2 separate regions of the Homo sapiens genome follow, and region 2 is linked to region 1. Evidence: read pairs that join two places in POLR2A ChIA-PET (ENCODE). Cell type or tissue: Caco-2. All regions are shown on one strand. Links, peaks and the distances in the headings refer to the core of each region. The heading gives the core; the rest is flanking DNA. Region 1 overlaps LINC02343 (long intergenic non-protein coding RNA 2343). Region 2 overlaps LINC00457 (long intergenic non-protein coding RNA 457).

The links. Peaks named below come from ENCODE experiments on the same cell type or tissue, not always from the same donor. Only the 100,000 strongest peaks of a DNase experiment are listed, where the experiment ranks them.
Region 2: POLR2A ChIA-PET joins it to region 1 with 6 read pairs; 2 of 35 experiments call an interaction of 5 or more read pairs at or near these places.

The regions. Positions count from the first base shown.
Region 1 is chr13:34,555,144-34,559,540 of GRCh38, forward strand. The region is part of intron 2 of LINC02343 (long intergenic non-protein coding RNA 2343); the gene reads left to right. All of the region lies in intron 1 of LINC00457 (long intergenic non-protein coding RNA 457), which reads right to left. Among named protein-coding and RNA genes, the nearest start is that of LINC00457, 83 kb to the right of the region's middle. In Caco-2, for the core only: no CTCF peak of the experiment used is centred there; no DNase peak of the experiment used is centred there.
Region 2 is chr13:34,625,560-34,629,956 of GRCh38, forward strand. The region is part of intron 1 of LINC00457 (long intergenic non-protein coding RNA 457); the gene reads right to left. Among named protein-coding and RNA genes, the nearest start is that of LINC00457, 13 kb to the right of the region's middle. In Caco-2, for the core only: no CTCF peak of the experiment used is centred there; DNase peaks (open chromatin) are centred at 2,142 and 2,552.

The DNA.
Region 1 (4,397 bases), core at 330-4,329:
TCAAATCTTAACAAAGATTCTTTTTAGATAATGAGATTATATGTCTTCTTTGTGTTTTTATGTGATTTCCAAATTTTCCATATTGAACATATAAGCTTTTTAACATCTGGAACAAGTCATATTAAAAATCTGATTCTATTCTATTATCTATTCTACATTTTCAGGGAAGCCCTGTACCAGTTCAGCTCTTTGAATAGGAATTTTCTCCCTCTCTCCTTTCTCCAGAGAGGACCTCTAGGCCTCTCTACCCTCTCCCCTGAAATCCCAGCCTTCACCATCCAAGGAGTGCCCAGCTAGTTCCAGCCATTGTCCTGATCACAAACATTTCGGTAAGAATGCCATGCTTGTCCCTTGAGTCAGACTTTCATCCTCTTCAATCCAACCCGTTCATTCACTTGTGAGTTCAGCAGTCACTGAACATCTACTCTGTGCTAGGCAATATGCTAGATGCCAGTGACACAAAGCCAATAGGACAATATTCTGACTACGACAAAGTCAGACTTGAGTAGATAGCATGTGCTGTAACCAAGCTTAACGGGCACACAGGGGAGAGCATTCAAAAGCAGACCCAGGAAGGCAGGGAAAGCAAGGAAGAATGCTCAGAGGCTGTGATACTCGCCCTAAAACAATGGGAGCAATTTAGATCATAAACTCATGGAAAGATACTCTAGGCAGAAGAAAGGCCAGTGCAATGCACATAGGTGAGGAAAAGCATCATATATTCTGGCAGCCTCAAGGATCTCCACTTGACTGGAGTACAGTGTGCAAGGGTGAGTGTCAGGAGATAATATTGCAAGAGTATGTCCCAAATTATGTTACATGGACTACCAGGACTCTGAAATTATCCCTGGATTAAGAAGAGATTTCTTGCCCACATCACTCTGGGAAATGCCGTGTAGAGCATACGCATCTCTTGTGGAGTGATAGTGCACACTAGCATATTGAAGGCCTGCAGGAGGAAAACAGCCACTCTCTCCCTTTCCCCGGCTATTCTTAGAAACACACATTGAAAAAAATACTGAACCAGAGAAGTGGGGAGGATCCAGAGGATAAAGGCCTGTGTATTAAGCTAAGGAATTTTCTCTTTGCCCTGAAAGCTCTTTGGAACCTTGATAGCTTTCAAACAAAGAAGCCTCATGATAAGGGCTGTGGTTTAGAAAAAACCACTCTGGCACCGCTAAAGAGCCTGGAGGAAAAAGAGTAGAAGAGGAAACAGAAAATAGTACTCAGGAGGCTGTGACAGGAATAGAGAGTCGCAGAAATGTGGCCCTAAAACAAAAACTAAGGAAGCAGAAGTGGGATTAAGATGGTGGACTAGAGAATTTGACCCAAAGCAGACTTGGTGGCTTAGTCTACGTAATAGTGATGGATACAAATGTGGTGGAAATCAGGACTAAGTGTGTGAGAGAGAACTCTCTAACATGTGTCTCAGTTTCTCCCTAGGGTCATGGGACAGGAGAAAGCATGCTTTGAACAAAATGTAATAAATGGAGTTGCGGACATATCTCACACGTGATAGGAAAAATGAGTCTGAAGCTCAGCAGAGAGATATAAATGGACAATACAGACCAGGAAGGCATTAGAATACAGTCACATATGAAACCATGGCCTTAGATGGGAAATACATCACAATGAGAATAGAGGTTCAGGGCATAACCCTGGGTAATACCGAAGTTTGGCCAACAATAGTAAATCTACAAAAGTGGTAAGACGTGGCCACAGAGAACATTTGAAAACCCCAAAAGAGAAATGTCAAGGAAGCTAAAAGAGAAGCACGTGAAGATACCAGGTGCAGCCACTGGGATTAAATACCAAAGAGATCCAATGAGTGTGAACAGGAATATATCTATTGGCTTTGGCAAAATGTCACTAATCAGAGGGAAGCTGTCCTTCCAAGAGCTGACAGAGAGAGGGTGATTAGGACTGAATAAAATTTTGGTATTTGGGCTTTGACTGTTTTGGCTTTCGCCTGGGAAATAACTGAGTCTGTTTATTCTATGTTGAGAGTCAAAGGGAGGTACTGAGGGGGATGTCAGTGAGAAGGGAGGTTAAAGAAAATAGAGAGGGGTGGCTAACAGAGGGGTCTGGGGAAGCAGAAGGGATAGAATGCACAGTACAGAGCTGGAAAGGAGGAGAGCCCCTTAATCCTCTTACATTTTGGTGTAGGAGGCAGAGGAGCTTGAAGGCAGCAAGGGAGGAATCTGAGAATACACTCACCCAATGGCTTTAACCTAACCAACGTCAGGTTTTGAAAGGAGTGAAGGGATCTGAGACAGAAGATTGGGTTTCAGAGGAGAATTAGTTCATCACCTGAATCACAAGAAAAGGAAGATTCTGGCAATGTCAAATCTGCATTTAAAGCTTCTGAAATTAAAATCAACTCAATATAGAAAAATGTCAATATTAGTGTTAAAATAGATGAGCACAATTATCAAGGTAAAGTTCATCAGATTTAAATATGTGCCTATTTATGTCATGCATATGCATTTTCTATGCACCTTTTTAAAATAGGAACTTTTCCTTTGGTGTGTAGATTTGGGGAAATGTAAACATCAAAGCTCGAACTTTCCTTTTATCTTTTCCCCCTCGAATCTGGGATCTTTTAAAGGTTTAAGAAAACCACAAATAATATAGAGACAATATTTTTATTTACTATTCTTATTAATACTACTTTCAAATTTCTATGTAATGAAGTGTTATCAATTATTAGACTAATAATGTTTCTTCATTTTCACCATTGATTTCTTTTAAAGTCTCTGAGATAATTTAAAAAATTAAGATATTGACTAAATGGGTTCAGTGATGGGATGCATAAGACCATCTAACACTGCAGCAGAAACCTAATCAACCAAGTGGATTCTTACACCATGGCCTGAAGACAAAAAAAAAAATCCACACCTGGAGTAAAAATGCTAAGCCCATTGAGATGCTATTTTTGGTTCCTTGATTACGGTAAAATATCATCAGTGCATGTTTTTCAAAGAAAAATGAAATGCACACAGTATGAAGGCAAATCAAGAAAGCTGGAGCTTCTAAAATTGACTATAGACTCCACTACCACCACAGCTTCTCCTCTGTCCTTAGAAGATGCAATGCTTCATTCCAAGGCAGAATGACGTTGGAAACTGAATCAGAGAGCTTCACACCCTGGGAACCCAAGCATACAAGGGAAGTCTAAAGAGCCATTGGTCTGGTCTTAGAAAGACCAAGGGCTTAAGAAAATCTTCAAGGCTCCCCAATGCAGGTCAGTTCATCTTTCCTACAAATCCAGATTCTGACACAACCAAAAACAATCATTACAACCCTACTTCTTTGTTTAACTGAATGTGTCCTCTTGACTATTTTGATTTAATTTATTGTCTATCCCATACTTCATTCACAATTCATAAGGGAGTTAACTATTTATAGAAAAACCTTTAGAATAAAAGAAATACTCATTATTTAATTCATCAGGCCTGTAAATCCACATTTCTTGTACTCTGTTAGGGTTGTAGAAAGATAGGCTTGCTTGTAATTATAGTTCCTAGGAGCCAGGCATCATGCTTTTTTGTTTAATTTTTATTAACGTCATTTAACTTGCACTAAAGTTTTTTCAAGACTATCCACTTCCAGTAACAATAAAAAGGCTGGAGAACTGGTTTGAAAATGTTGGGAATCATGAAATTCCAGGCAGCCAGAAGTGGAGCCCAAATCATGCCTTACATAAGGTCTGGATAAGCTTATAAAAGCCAGGATGTTGTGGCTGTCATTGCTGTTGTTCATTGCACATTATCCTTGGTAGAACTGACACCATGGCCAATACTGAATAAGGGATGCTGCTACTATGACACCCTGGAACTTAACCCAGGGTACCACTGCCACCACCACATAAATACTTCCCAGCCATTCTCTTCTAGCAACATCACAGGCTGCAGACTCAGTACTCAGTAAGGACATCTGATTGGCTGGGCAAGTTCACTTGCACACCCTCCAGCAGCTGAGGAGATGGGAAATGAAATATATGCCTCCCTTCAGCTTTCCTGAGATTTTTCCCCAAAGCAGGAAAGATAGGTGGATGCTGGGCAGCTAATCCCAACAAATATCCACAACAGGGTAGCAATCTGCACCCAATAAGTATTTAAAAACTGTTCTTGGGAATGATATAGAAATATCTTTTTGCATTTAAAAAAGTGGATAGGAATTTTGTTGCAGAAAACTGTGTGAGAAACCATGCTAGTTCTCTTTGTTTTTTAATGCCTCAAAGGTATTTCTAAATAATGTTGCATAGAGATGTTGATTGTATGGACACTTTTTGGAAGAGAAATAAAGGCCAATTTTCACCTCCTGAGCCATCTTCATAATTTTCACATTAGGGAGAAAATAAAAACACAGTAACTGTATTGGAACACAGGCTTTAA
Region 2 (4,397 bases), core at 230-4,229, 70 kb after region 1:
TTTATAGGTCGTGAGACCCTTCCACTAACCTTTCTAATGGCATAAAGTGTGTTCAGGGCTGCCATTTCCCAAAGGACTGAGGACTAAGCAGAGAAGAGCCAGTCTCTAATCATGGTCTAAAGACTTCAAAGAGGGTCATCTTCTGGCTTCTTTCTCTCTGCTCTGGTTCCCAGCAACCAGCCTTGCTGTAGATTTTCAGTATCTCTGAGGGAAGGACACCCACTCGATCACATTCATGTTCAGTTAATTTACTTTCTTTTTTTTTTCCTTTCTTTCTTTTTTTTAGAATCCAATGGCTATTAGCCCTTAGTGGAAACCATACAGCAGCAAAAGCCACAAAGGCAAGATAGATGGCTTTGCTATGTATCCTATAGATAGCATTACTTTTCTCAGATTCCAAACCTTATCCTGATTTCACCTTGATCCTTTGTAAAACTGTGCCTTGATTTTCACTTTGTGCTTTCAGGATAAAAGGATCTTAGGCCAAACCCAGCTTACCAATACTCCAGCACCCATTCTAAGTATGTGCTATCCTGGTACCTCTAGCATGGCACTCCTGGAGGTCAGACTATGTTTTCTCACCTTTTTACACCTGGGACTGGCATACTAGGCCTCAGTGAGTTTATAAAAGAAGGGAGAAGGGAAAGGAGGGAGGGAGAGGACTGGATCTAGACATATAGAATAAAATTTATTCAGTAAATTTTTGAAACAATATCTTTGTTCATGTATTATATATTTAATTTTTTCACCCAAGAAAAGAACATAAGAAAGTGCCAAAGATCACAAACTACAGTATTGATACCAGTAAAATAAAGACCAATCATAACAATAACAAAGTGGGATTTATACCTTAAAACTCTTTATTCTCACCCTGACATCCTAATTTTTTGTGGCATGTCTTTAAAATAATAGGCAGTGATCCCATTAATATTTTTCAACTGCAAAAGTCCAAAGATTTGAGTATGATAATGAGCATGATAAGAAACAGTATGTTTATTCAGTCTTGAAGGATCTCTCCACAACTTACTTATTTACAGCAAAGGGGAAAATAGTACCTTCACAGTGGCAGACACCACCTTAGCAAAGTGAGCAAAGCTAACATCACTAGCAGGTACATGTATCAACACCACATACTCCCTGATAAGACACACCAAGTCGGGAAGCTTGAGGTCAGGAGTTCAAAACCAGCCTGGCCAACAGAGTGAAACCCTGTCTCTAGTAAAAATACAAAAATTAACCGGGCGTGGTGGCACGTGCCTGTAGTCCCAGCTACTCGGGAGGCTGAGGCAGAAGAATCACTTGAATCTGGGAGGTTGAGGTTACAGTGAGCCGAGATCGCGCCACTGCACTCGAGTCTGGGCAACAAAGTGAGACTCCGTCTCAAAAAACAAAACAAAACAAAACAAAACAAAGATGCACCGAGTAGAGCACAGGATCACTATTGTCATATTCTTGCTGAAAACGCATAATCTGAATTTGATCATGAGGAAAACGCAGACAAATCCAAACAGAGGGAAAATTTACAAAACAACTAACTCTTATTTTTCACAAGTGTCATAAAAGTTCAAGAAAGACTGAGAAATTGTCCCAGAATGGAAGAGACTAAGAGGTTGGGGCAACTAAATGTGTGATCCTTCAGAAATTTTTGAATAAGGTCTATAGATTAGTTAATAGTAACATATCATGTTAATTTCCTGGTTTTGATCATTATATAAATATTATGTGTCATGCTAACATTTGGGAGGCTGGGTGAAAGGTATATTGGAATTCTTTGTACTATTCTACTACTTTGTTGTATGTCTGAAATTATTTTAAATAAATAGTTAAATTTTTTAAATTAAACAATTCTAAACATCTGGATATTAGATTTCAGTGCATATCTGTGAGCACTGAATCTGTGAGCATATTCTTGAGAAAAAGCAAATAAAGATTGTAAAGTTGCTGGTATTTACTTTACGTCAGTGGATAACAAACATTTTGTCATTTTAATTACAGACAGAAAGAGCTACAGAGAGTCAGAAAGACAACCTAAATTGGTATGTCTGCATTGACAAAGCAGATCAAAGGGAACCAGGGATGCATCTTAGAGCCACACCAAGGAGGCTGTCTCTGTCGCTGTCACAGCCTGTGCTACCAGAATCAAAGGCAGGCTTTTCTCTGATTGGTTAGGTCAGGCTGCTAATGAGGCAAAGGTCATGGATTAGATTCATTCTCAGGGCCGGTGAATGTCACTTTCTCCCTTGGCATTTTGCTGATCACAAGAGACCGAGGTGTAAAAGTTTGACTGCAACAGCAAGAGACCAGCCCTACTGTGGGAAAGAACTAAAACACCATCCCTAAGGTCACGTTTAAACATGATGGACACACTTGAATATAATCACTGTCACCTAAATGTGATTCTAAAAATAACTGCCCAGGAAAGGAATCCCTTATTAGATTCGCTTTCCTCTCTTCGACCTGTAATTAGGAGACCTGGAAGGGTGAGGCTGATTGGCCTCTGTGCAAGCCCAGACATTCTAGTGAGCCCCATTGCCTCTGTAGCAGAAGGGTGTGATGGCTTTGAAGGCTGTGCTCTCTGATTTAACAGCACTTACGCAGACACCAAAGTACACAAAGCATGAGGCTCCTCGCCTTCTCCTGACAGTTAGACATCTTTCAGCTTTCATATTCCAAAAATTTATTGAGAGGGGGCTCCATTCATAAAAATTATGTTCCTGAGTCTCATGTGTTTACTCGGAGAGCCTCCCTGACGTACTTAGGATTCCAAAGTGGGAGGTAAATATGTGCTGGAAAATTATCTATTCCAAATATCAGCGTGTTTTACAGCCAAAAGCAGCTAAGGAATCAGAAGAGGTTTCAACATATGATTAATTTTAGAATGGTAAACACACAGTGATTTGAAAGTAAATTTACTTACAGGGTGAAATACAAAACAAAGTTAGCAGGCTTCACTCGCTTCCACCTGCAGTTAGAACAATTAGATACACACTACACGAAAAGTTGTCTCTTGAGATTCTTTAAACACAAGGATTTGTAAATATAAGAAGTCAGGAAACAGGGAGGTGTCTCTGCAAAGCAATGCTGCCCACCTCTCCACTTTCTCCAATGAGCTGTGGATTTCCAGGTCTTCCCCAGCACTTTCAATCCAGGTAAGGATTGGAAATGTAAGACAAACCAAAAAGACTTTTTTTTTTTAAATCCCTCTTGCTCCTCCTGATATCAATGTACTCAATAGATCGCAGGGAAATTAGCTGTTTCACTGGGTTGAGACTTGTCAGAAGCTCCTCATAATAACAGAAACAAAATAAAATCTAGAAATGCATCTTCCAACTAAAATTTGTGAAACTGTGTTCCATCTCTGCTGGATAAAGCTGAGTGCAGCTACAGAAATCAATGTCAGAAAAACCAACAACTGTGGAGTAGAAAGAAAGTAAAATCCCTCAAGACTCTAGAGCCACTGGGTTGTAAATATTCTTAAACCCAGGCTTATAAGACACAGCTGCCAGCCCATATTATACTAAAATGGTTGTGTCATTTTCAGACGAAGCAATTCACATTTGACCACTGCATCTTAATCTATGATTCCCCAAAGGTGGACTTGAATAGACTGCTCTGTGTTTCTTCTTATAGATTTCTACCACCCAAAGAACAGACTAATTTTACATTTCTATCACTCAGTTCCTTTATAAGCTATACCAAACATAAGGAGTATATAGTCTAAATTATTTCCCTCCCTGGAAATATTTATAAAAGTTTATCTCACTTCACACACACATTTTGCAAGGAAAGGTTACCTATAACAGATTGGTGCATGAAATAATATACAACAATGTCCTGGCTCCAAGCAAAGCATGGAATATAATGAGAACTTACCTCCTAGTGAGGGCCCAGTCTCCCTGCACTGTAGGCTGAGCCCATGAGGGCATGTGTAGAATCACGTCTATTGTTGGAAAGACAGACAGAAAAGCAGTCCCCCATTCAGAGGCTGAACCCCTCCAACTGATTCACTTGACCCCCTTTTTGTTCATCCTTGTATTTGGGAATCACAAAGAATTTCTTTTCACAGTTTATTCGGCATATTTGCACCCAAAATCTCATGGAAAGTAAAGAGTGTGATGATCATTTTGTAGATGAGAAAACTGAGACTCAGGCAGAGGCGATCATGGTGACATAGCTAGTGCCTGCAGAACTGTGCAGCTACTCCTTGGTCCTAGAATCAAATTCTCTCTCTCAGGCCAGAGTTGCTCCACATCAGCATCACATTGTCTGTCCAATATCCTCAGTGTCTGTGTGTGCTGGCACCTTCCATCACCTCTCTTTTCCCTCAAAATCCACAACATGCACATTTGCCCAAAGAGCCCCTATTAATCATACTAAAATGTTACCTGAAACTGAAT